Regions from separate parts of the Homo sapiens genome. Here region 2 is linked to region 1. Evidence: read pairs that join two places in POLR2A ChIA-PET (ENCODE). Cell type or tissue: Panc1. All regions are shown on one strand.

Region 1 (5,000 bases):
AAAAAAAAAAAAATGGGAGAAAGGAAAAATAAAAGCAAGTAATTGAGAAATCTGCTTTATTGGGAATTCTGGGAAAGGGCTGAGACAGAAAATAATATAAGGTACATAGATCGTCTGTACATTCCGTACTTCTGGCTCCTCAGAGGCCATGGATTGTGATAAACTGACAGTGTGCATAACATACTAAGGCCAATTTATGTTCAGAACACACAGACACCAAAAAGTCCAAAGGCACGGCACACACCTGCAGTTCATACTGACATTAGTCATAAATCAATTAAGAACCATTTGTAGAATGACACTTAAAATTATGTTTCAAATGCTCACTAATGTGACAAAACAGCTCAATCTGGAGACAAAAAAGACATGAATGGCAAACTGCCTAGAAGTCTAAGCAATATATAATAATTACATATGTACTTCTGTACATTCAAAAGCTTCAAAAGTATCCTATACTACCCTTAATATTAGCCTAGACCTTCACTTGTTACAAAATTAAGATGTTTATTTCCTTTATTATTTATGTTCTGCAGCACTTACACAGCATGATTCCACCCAGCTATATTAAGTACTGAAAATGGTGGTTGAAAATGCTATTTCACACAAACTATCCACTAGTCCTTGTTTTATGTTAACTAAGATGTATGGTCTGAAGAACATATCGAAGTACTCAACTTAAACTCTGATAGTAGTTTTCTCACCTGGCCTAGTTTCTCACCGACCCCTTCTCACTAGGTAGAAAGCAGAAGAGATAAATTTCCTTTTATCTCTTAAGTTGGCAAGGGATGTAGGTTTCTGGTTTCAGCTGCCTTTCCCTTCATTACAACAATGAAGTGTGGGGAAAAAGTAGCCAAGTGATACAAGGTAAAGCCACTAGGATGCTCCTTATAAGCCTCCCTATGTACAACTCACATGAAAGCCAAAACTAGAGAAAAGCATCAACAGAATTTTCCATGCCCTCAAAACCCAGCTCTGCACTTGATAGGTTCTAAGACATCTTTTTCAACAAAGGATGAAATCTACAGAGAAAAGAGAACCAATTACTTTGTGTAGACACATTTTTGACAAACATGAATACGTTAAGACTATTTGAGGAAAGGACTGCCTTTGGCTCTGTTACCCTCCTGCAATTCCAGATTCAGTAACACCTGGTACTCAGATACATTGTATTTCTTCAGTTCATGTGTCACTTTGATAAATGTGGAAAGTACTTTTAGCCAAAAACTCAAATTAGATTTCATTTAAAAATCTGGCTGAACAAAACCGTGTATACTTGGTGGTTTGAATTCTGACGTTTAAGTTACACGGTAACTTTTAACCTACAGCCAATAGTGATATCATATGGCGAAATGTGCTCAACAACAACAACAAAAAATTGGAACCAGATTTGGAGACAAGCTCATCTCAGGATAAGAAGCTAGAATTCTTCCTATAAAATAATGAAAAGCTGACAAACTCAGAGAATGCTGGAATAGAAACATTTTACTTCTAACCAGTTCCACATGACTCAAACTCAATGCCATATGCTCCGTGGTTACCTTTTCCTTAAAGCACAGTCTCATAAGAAAACCACAGAGTAACTGGCCCACTAGTAGCATGATTTACCCTTCCTCATCCAAGTCTGATGTCTCAAACTATAAAGATTCCAGACCTAGTGAGGGCGCAGCATTAACCCAGAACAAAAACAGGGTAAAAGCACTGTCAATTCCAAACATTTGTTAATTTTTTTAAGACCTAACTAAAACATATTTAAAACCTCCTTAGTATGTTCATTTATGATTTGCAGCAAAGGAGGATGACTATAGTGACCTTTAAAATAGAAAGGGGAAAACATAACAAAGGAATCTATAATCTGCAATCCTATGTGCCAGGAAGAAGTTCCCTTCACAGATTATGCTGTGGCCCCTACTCTGTCCAAAACAGAGGTCCATAAATGTCCTCAAGTATATGAGACAAACCTATCTATACAGAGGTGTCTGTCTAGAGACATTTTAATAAAAACTTCCCTTACGTACATTATCTTATAATCTAATGAATAAGTGCTTTTACAATTTCCATAGTGGCTAATGTATAGGAAGAAAGAAATACAAAACTATACAAAACAATGTATAGGAAGAAAGAAATACAAAACTACACACAACAGTTTTCAACCCTAGACATACTTCAGAATCTCCTGGGAAAAATGTTTGGTTTACAAACAAATGCCTTTGACCTACCCTATCAGACTTCATAGGTCTTGGGTAGGGCTCAGTTAGCAATATTTTTAAGATTCCAGAGTAAGGCTGGGCATGCTGGCTGACATCTGCAATCCCAACACTTAAGGAGGCTGAGGCAGGAGCATCACTTGAGCCCAGAAATTCGAGACCAGCCTGAGCAACATAATAAGATGTCATCACTTCAAAAAAACTTTTTTAAATGAGCCAGGTACGGTGGTGTGTATCTAGAGTACTAACTACTCAGGAGGCTTGAGCCTAGGAGTTCAAGACTGCAGTGAGTCATGATCATGCTGCTGCACTCCAGCCTGGAAAACAAAGCAAGATCCTGTCTCTAAAAATAAAAATAAAAAATAAAATTAAAGACAATTCAGGTTATACATTTTTTGGGACAAGAACATCATAGAAGTGATACTGTGCCCTTCTCAGTGCATCCCATCAGGAGCTGCAGATGTCAATATGTCTCATGACTGGGAATGTTACTTTATTCCTTAGTTATGGTGGCATAACCTCTTGTCCAATATCTCTCACATTTTCTATCTCTCTGTCTCCCTGTGTTACATTCTATATAATTTCTTCAGATCCATCGTCCCATTCACTATTTCTTTCTTCAAGTATATCTATTTTTTTGTTTTGTTATTATTATTATTATACTTTAGGTTTTAGGGTACATGTGCACAACGTGCAGGTTTGTTACATATGTATACATGTGCCATGTTGGTGTGCTGCACCCATTAACTCGTCATTTAGCATTAGGTCTATCTCCTAATGCTATCCCTCCCCCCTCCCCCCACACCACAACAGTCTCCAGTGTGTGATGTTCCCCTTTCTGTGTCCATGTGTTCTCATTGTTCAATTCCCACCTATGAGTGAGAACATGCGGTGTTTGGTTTTTTATCCTTGCAATAGTTTGCTGAGAATGATAGTTTCCAGTTTCATCCATGTCCCTACAAAGGACATGAATTCATCTTTTTTATGGCTGCATAGTATTCCATGGTGTATATGTGTCACATTTTCTTAATCCAGTCTATCATTGTTGGACATTTGGGTTGGTTCCAAATCTTTGCTATTGTGAATAGTGCCGCAATAAACATACGTGTGCATGTGTCTTTATAGCAGCATGATTTATAATCCTTTGGGATTATAAATCCTTTCCATGTTTAGTGCTTCCTTCCGGAGCTCTTGTAGGGCAGGCCTGGTGGTGACAAAATCTCTCAGCATTTGCTTGTCTGTGAAGTATTTTATTTCTCCTTCACTTATGAAGCTTAGTTTGGCTGGATATGAAATTCTGGGTTGAAAATTCTTTTCTTTAGGAATGTTGAATATTGGCCCCCACTCTCTTCTGGCTTGCAGAGTTTCTGCCTAGAGATCAGCTGTTAGTCTGATGGACTTCCCTTTGTGGGTAACCCAACCTTTCTCTCTGGCTGCCCTTAACACTTTTTCCTTCATTTCAACTTTGGTGAATCTGACAATTATGTGGCTTGGAGTTGCTCTTCTCGAGGAGTATCTTTGTGGCGTTCTCTGTATTTCCTGAATTTGAATGTTGGCCTGCCTTGCTAGATTGGGGAAGTTCTCCTGGATAATATCCTGCAGAGTGTTTTCCAACTTGGTTCCATTCTCCCCATCACTTTCAGGCGCACCAATTAGACGTAGATTTGGTCTTTTCACATAGTCCCATATTTCTTGGAGGCTTTGTTCGTTTCTTTTTATTCTTTTTTCTCTAAACTTCTCTTCATGCTTCATTTCATTCACTTCGTCTTCCATCGCTGATACCCTTTCTTCCAGTTGATCGCATTGGTTACTGAGGCTTGTGCATTCGTCACATAGTTCTCGTGCCATGGTTTTCAGCTACATCAGGTCCTTTAAGGACTTCTCTGCATTGGTTATTCTAGTTATCCATTCATCTAATTTTTTTTTCAAAGTTTTTAACTTTTTTGCCATTGGTTCGAACTTCCTCCTTTAGCTCGGAGTAGTTTGATCTTCTGAAGCCTTCTTCTCTCAACTCGTCAAAGTCATTCTCCGTCCAGCTTTGTTCTGTTGCGGGTGAGGAGCTGCGTTCCTTTGGAGGAGGAGAGGCGCTCTGATTTTTAGAGTTTCTGGTTTTTCTGCTCTGTTTTTTCCCCATCTTTGTGGTTTTATCTATCTTTGGTCTTTGATGATGGTGACGTACAGATGGGTTTTTGGTGTGGATGTCCTTTCTGTTTGTTAGTTTTCCTTCTAACAGTCAGGACCCTCAGCTTCAGGTCTGTTGGAGTTTACTGGAGGTCCACTCCAGACCCTGTTTGCCTGGGTATCAGCAGCGGTGGCTGCAGAACAGCGGATATTGGTGAACTGCAAATGCTGCTGCCTGATCGTTCCTCTGGAAGTTTTGTCTCAGAGGAGTACCCAGCTGTGTGAGGTGTCAGTCCGCCCCTACTGGGGGGTGCCTCCCAGTTAGGCTGCTCGGGGGTTAGGGACCCACTTGAGGAGGCAGCCTGCCCGTTCTCAGATCTCAAGCTGCATGCTGGGAGAACCACTACTCTCTTCAAAGCTGTCAGACAGGGACATTTAAGTCTGCAGAGGTTATTGCTGTCTTTTGTTTGTCTGTGCCCTGCCCCTAGAGGTGGAGCCTACAGAGGCAGGAAGGCCTCCTTGAGCTGTGGTGGGCTCCACCCAGTTCAAGCTTCCCAGCTGCTTTGTTTACCTGCTCAAGCCTGGGCAATGGCAGGTGCCCCTCCCCCAGCCTCGCTGCCGCCTTGCAGTTTGATCTCAGACTGCTGTGCTAGCAATGAGCGAGGCTCTGTGGGT
Region 2 (5,000 bases), 440 kb before region 1:
CCATGAGCCATGGTTTGCCAACTCCTGCCTTACCTCATTTGAGTTCCCTCTGAATTTTCTGTCTCCGCTCTATTAAAGCATGTGGCATTACCAAGCACAACCACTGTGACATCCAGAGTGCAGGAAGGAGTCTACTGGATAGAGACTGAAATGCGTGGGAGGGCCCCCGAAGACAGATGAGATTTGAACATGGATCCAAAGCAGAGCAAGGTGACTATTCAGAAACGAGGATGAAAATGGGAAGAAGCCCCCACTACAAACTGCAAAATCCTAATCCTGGGATTATTTTCCCATAGGAAAAACAATCTGTGATGTGAGGCAGGTTTCCCCCTCCAACTATGATGGAAATCTAAAGTCAAACTTGACAGGGAAAGAGAATGAACTACTGAGAGTGAGATGTGACCAGATCAGGCAAAAAACCAAAATGAACATGAAAATAAACCTCATACCTTATGCCAGAAATAATTCAAAGTGCATCACAGGCTTAAGTGTAAAACTATAAAACTTTTAGAAGAAAATGGTAGGCAGATCACCTGAGGTCAGGAGTTCAAGACCAGCCTGGCCAACATGGTGAAACCCCATCTCTATTAAAAATACAAAAATTAGCCGGGTGTGATGGAGCATGCCTATAGTCCCAGCTACTCAGGAGGCTGAGGCAAGAGAATCGCTGGAACCCAGGAGGCAGAGGTTGCAGAGCCAAGATCGTACAACTGCACTCCAGCCTGGGTGACAGAGTGAGACTCCGTATCAAAAACAAAAAACAAAACAGAAACAACAACGACAACAAAAAACTTTGTGACCTGGGTTTATATAGAACTTCTACATATGATACCAAAAGCATGATCCATAAAAAATAAAAAACTGATTAATTGAACTTCATAAAATTAAACTTGCTCCGTGGAAGCCAGTTTTAAGTGAATGAAAAGACAAGTAATAGACTGGGAAAAAATGCTTGCAAATAGGACACCTGACAAAAGATTTGTATCCAGAATACATTCATATAAAGAACTCTCAAATCTCAACAGCTGTAGACAACACCCGAAGTAAAAAATGGGCAAATGACTCAAATGGACACTTGATTAAAGGGGATATATTGAAAGCAAATAAACACATGTAAAGAAACCAACAAGTTTTGGTAGTTGGTTCAGTGTTTTTGTCTAACAGGAGGAATTGAGACAGGTGAGGCTCATGCCTAGGAAACAAGGCTAAAAAATTATATCTGCCCACTGGGATTTTTAAAGTCTGAATCTTGAGCTCCAGGGCCTATTGAAACACACTCAGACCTGATTACAGCTCCCTAAGACAATAGGGTATTCACCCAAGTCTGGAATAATGGCCTCCCATGAAAAGATGTTCAATATCATTAGCTGTTAGGGAAATGCAAATTAAAACCACAGTAAGATCCCACTATATACATATTAGAATAGATAAAATTAAAACAACAACTAAACACTGTATGGTAGATGCACCTGACAGAAATAACAAGAAATTAGGGTTGCCACATGCAGGTTGCTGAGGGAAGTGTGCCAAGTGAGGGTGCTATATAAACTGCATGCTTTTTACAGGCGGTTATCATTCTCCTCTCCAGCCTGCAGCCACTGGACCGTCTCTGTAAGTTCCCCCAAATAAACCACATGTTTTGTTCACCGGTTCTGGGTCTCTCCTCCGGCCTCTTGAACCTGGTGCCATCCCTACTGAAGTCAACAGGGTCCAGCACAACAGACGCCAAACACCGGGGAGGATGCAGAGCCACTGGACTTCTCACGCATTGCTGAAGGAATGGAAAATAGCACAGCCAAAACTAATTTAGCAGTCTCTTAGAACGTTAAACATACACTTACCATATGACCCAGCATTACCTCAGCTAAGTGTTTACCCTAGAGAAAGGGAAAGTTATGTTCCCACAAAGACCTGTACATGAATGTTTAACAGCTCTATTATAATTACCAAAATTAGAAACGACTCAAATATCCTTCCACAGGGTGAATGGATAAGCAAATTGTGGTATATCCATATAATAGAATACTACTCAAAAATAAAAAGGAAAATAAGCAGTTCATGTGTGATACAGTATTGTTACAGAAAGTTAGAGGGGAATTGGTTGAAATGTAAAACAAATTTTTAACAAATAAAAAGGAATGAACTACTGATACACACAAAACTTGAAAGTATCTCTACCTTGATTGGGGTGAAGGTTACATGAATCTATACAGACACATAAATTCATAATACTATACCCCCAAAATCAATTTTACTGTTAATTTTAAAAATAAAATGAAAATTAAAGTCCTTTGGGCTGGATGAAGTGTCAGGATAGGAGATGCTTCCCAAACTCCTCCTCCTCAGGTGGAGTGAATGAAAACCTTGCCCCCAGGCCTCCAAGGTTAGCACAGACTGAATGTGAGGGATACCCTCTCCACTGCAGTGCAAAGCACAGAGACAATTCTGAACTAACTGTTCCCAGGTCAAGAACAGAGGCTTCGGCCGGGCGCGGTGGCTCACGCCTGTAATACCAGCACTTCGGGAGGCCGAGGTGGGTGGATCACGAGGTCAGGAGATCGAGACCATCCTGGCTAACACAGTGAAACCCTGTCTCTACTAAAAATACAAAAAAAATTAGCCGGGTGTGGTGGCGGGCGCCTGTAGTCCCAGCTACTCAGGAGGCTGAGGCAGGAGAATGGCGTGAACCCGGGAGGCGGAGCTTGCAGTGAGCCGAGATCGCGCCACTGCACTCCAGTCGGGGCTACAGAGCCAGACTCCGTCTCAAAAAAAAAAAAAAAAAAAAAGAACAAGGGCTTCCAGAGTTGTCCTGCAGAGCAGGCCAGGAGAATCTCATACTGGCTTCAGAAGATAAGGGAAGTCTTCCCAGACACAGAGTCCCCTCCAGCCTATACACAGCCAGTCCAGGCACTGGTAGGGTCACTAAGCTAGGGCAATGGACACCCATGAAGGTCATCCAGCTGCTATGGTACCAAGTCATGGTCAACTCAGTCTGGTAACTCAATCCCTATGGGAGGTTATTATTCCATTATTGGAGGAATAATGGAATAATGGGAGCTGCAGTGAGGCCCAGACACGTCTCTGTAGGCTCTGGGGCTCAAGATATAGAACTCTAACATTTCAACGGGCAGAAATAATTTTTCAGCCTAGTTTCTCAGAGCAAAAGTCTCACCCCAGTCTCAGCTCTTCTGCCCATAGCAACACTGAACCAACTACTTTGTTGGTTTCTGAACACCTCTGCCTTCTGACTGAATCCACACAGGCTCACATATATGGGACTCAGACAAAAGGACAAGATAAATAACGAGCACATGCCTGAGCAGCCAGTAGAGAAAAGGCCTGCAGGGTGGCAGCTGATGAAATCATCAGGCGATCACCAGTTCAAGAAGGGGAACATCTAGTGTATTCAGTTCTTCCTCGCGTCATCTCTATCAATTCATCTTTTCGTGTTGCTGCCTCTCTGGGTGAGTTTCTCCTCCTTGGAGCCTCAGATGTCTGTGCTTCAGCCCAGCACCTCCATGGACACAGGAAATCTATGTGTTTGGCAGCATCCCCAGCTTCAGCCAGCCATTCTTCTGGAATACATGCAGCAGGATTCCCATCCTGTTCTCCACACACGAGAACAGTGGGAAGTGATAAAGGAGGTTGTTGTGGGATAAATGTTAGTGTACCTCTAGAATTCATGTTGATGTCCCAGCTTCAAGGAGGTGGGAACTTCAGGAGGAAACTGGGTTTAGATGACGTCAAGAGGGTGGGCCCCGCATGATGGGATTACTGTCTTATAAAAACAGTACTTGCCAGGAGTGGTGGCTCATGCCTGTAATCCCCACACTTCAGGAGGTTGAGGTGGAGGATTGCCTGAGGCCAGGAGTTACAGACCAGCCAGGGCAATATAGTGAGACCCTGTGTCTACAAAAAAAAATTAGCTGGCAGTCCCTACTCAGGAGGCTGAGGTGGGAGAATTGCTCAAGCCCAGGAGTTCAAGTCTAGATAGAGCCATGCCACTGCACTCCAGCCTGGGTGACAGAGTGAGACCAAAAAACAAACAAACAAACAAAAACAGGACTAAGGGAAGCACACAGCAGGAAGGCAGCCATCCACAAGCTAGGAAGATGGTCTTAACCAACCCAGCCATGCTGGCACCTTGATCTCAGACTTCCAGCCTCCAGAACTGTGAGAAACAAATGTCTGTTGTTTAATCCACCCAGTCTATGGTATTCTTTTATAGAAGCCCAAGCTGACTAAGATAAGAGTTGTTATAGGAAATCAAGAAAGTCATTGGTCTGAGAGGAAAACAGCGAGCTGGCTGGTCATGATGACATCTGAGAGCTAAGCTCATGCTCTGAGAACCAGCACACACGAAAGGCTGAACTGATTTCTTCCATTCAAAGGCTGCCTACTCTTCCATAATATTAATGCTGGGATATTAATTCTAACTCATGTATTGAGCATTTTACACAGTGGCCTTTTATAAATATCAGAGCACTTTCATATCTATTATCCTATTTAGCCTCGGCTGGTGCTCACCACGTGGCCCTCATACTTTCTTTCCATAAGTTATTTCCACCACACTTGCCTTGCTCTTCAATATGAAAAAAGTAAACACTCTCTACATCACTGGACTTCTGGGTAGTATCCCAAGGATCATGCTGGGGGGTGGGGGGTACCATCGCTGGACTCCTGGGTAGTATTCTAAGGATCATGCTGGGGGGTTGGGGGTGCCATCACTGGACTCCTGGGTAGAATTCTAAGGATCATACTGGGGTGTTGGGGGAGGGAAGAAGAACAAAAACTGCACGCACACCCCCCACGACCATTTAAGCCTTCCTGAAACATTATATAACAGGTACTGATCACAAACTTTCTATAATACCCCATTGCCTAAACCAGAAGATCAAAACTGATATTCAACATGTTCTACCAACTGACGCAAAGCAGCCAGCTTCCCTTCTCCCACCAAGCTGCTCTTGAAACGTACATACAGTTACATACATACAGTT

The links. ChIA-PET counts read pairs that join two places held together with the same protein. Peaks named below come from ENCODE experiments on the same cell type or tissue, not always from the same donor. Only the 100,000 strongest peaks of a DNase experiment are listed, where the experiment ranks them.
Region 2: POLR2A ChIA-PET joins it to region 1 with 6 read pairs; 2 of 35 experiments call an interaction of 5 or more read pairs at or near these places.

The regions. Positions count from the first base shown.
Region 1 is chr1:161,832,636-161,837,635 of GRCh38, reverse strand. The region is part of intron 9 of ATF6 (activating transcription factor 6); the gene reads right to left. Among named protein-coding and RNA genes, the nearest start is that of ATF6, 69 kb to the right of the region's middle. In Panc1, no CTCF peak of the experiment used is centred here; a DNase peak (open chromatin) is centred at 2,452.
Region 2 is chr1:162,270,947-162,275,946 of GRCh38, reverse strand. The region is part of intron 2 of NOS1AP (nitric oxide synthase 1 adaptor protein); the gene reads right to left. Among named protein-coding and RNA genes, the nearest start is that of MIR556, 69 kb to the left of the region's middle. In Panc1, no CTCF peak of the experiment used is centred here; no DNase peak of the experiment used is centred here; H3K27ac peaks cover 3,386 bases.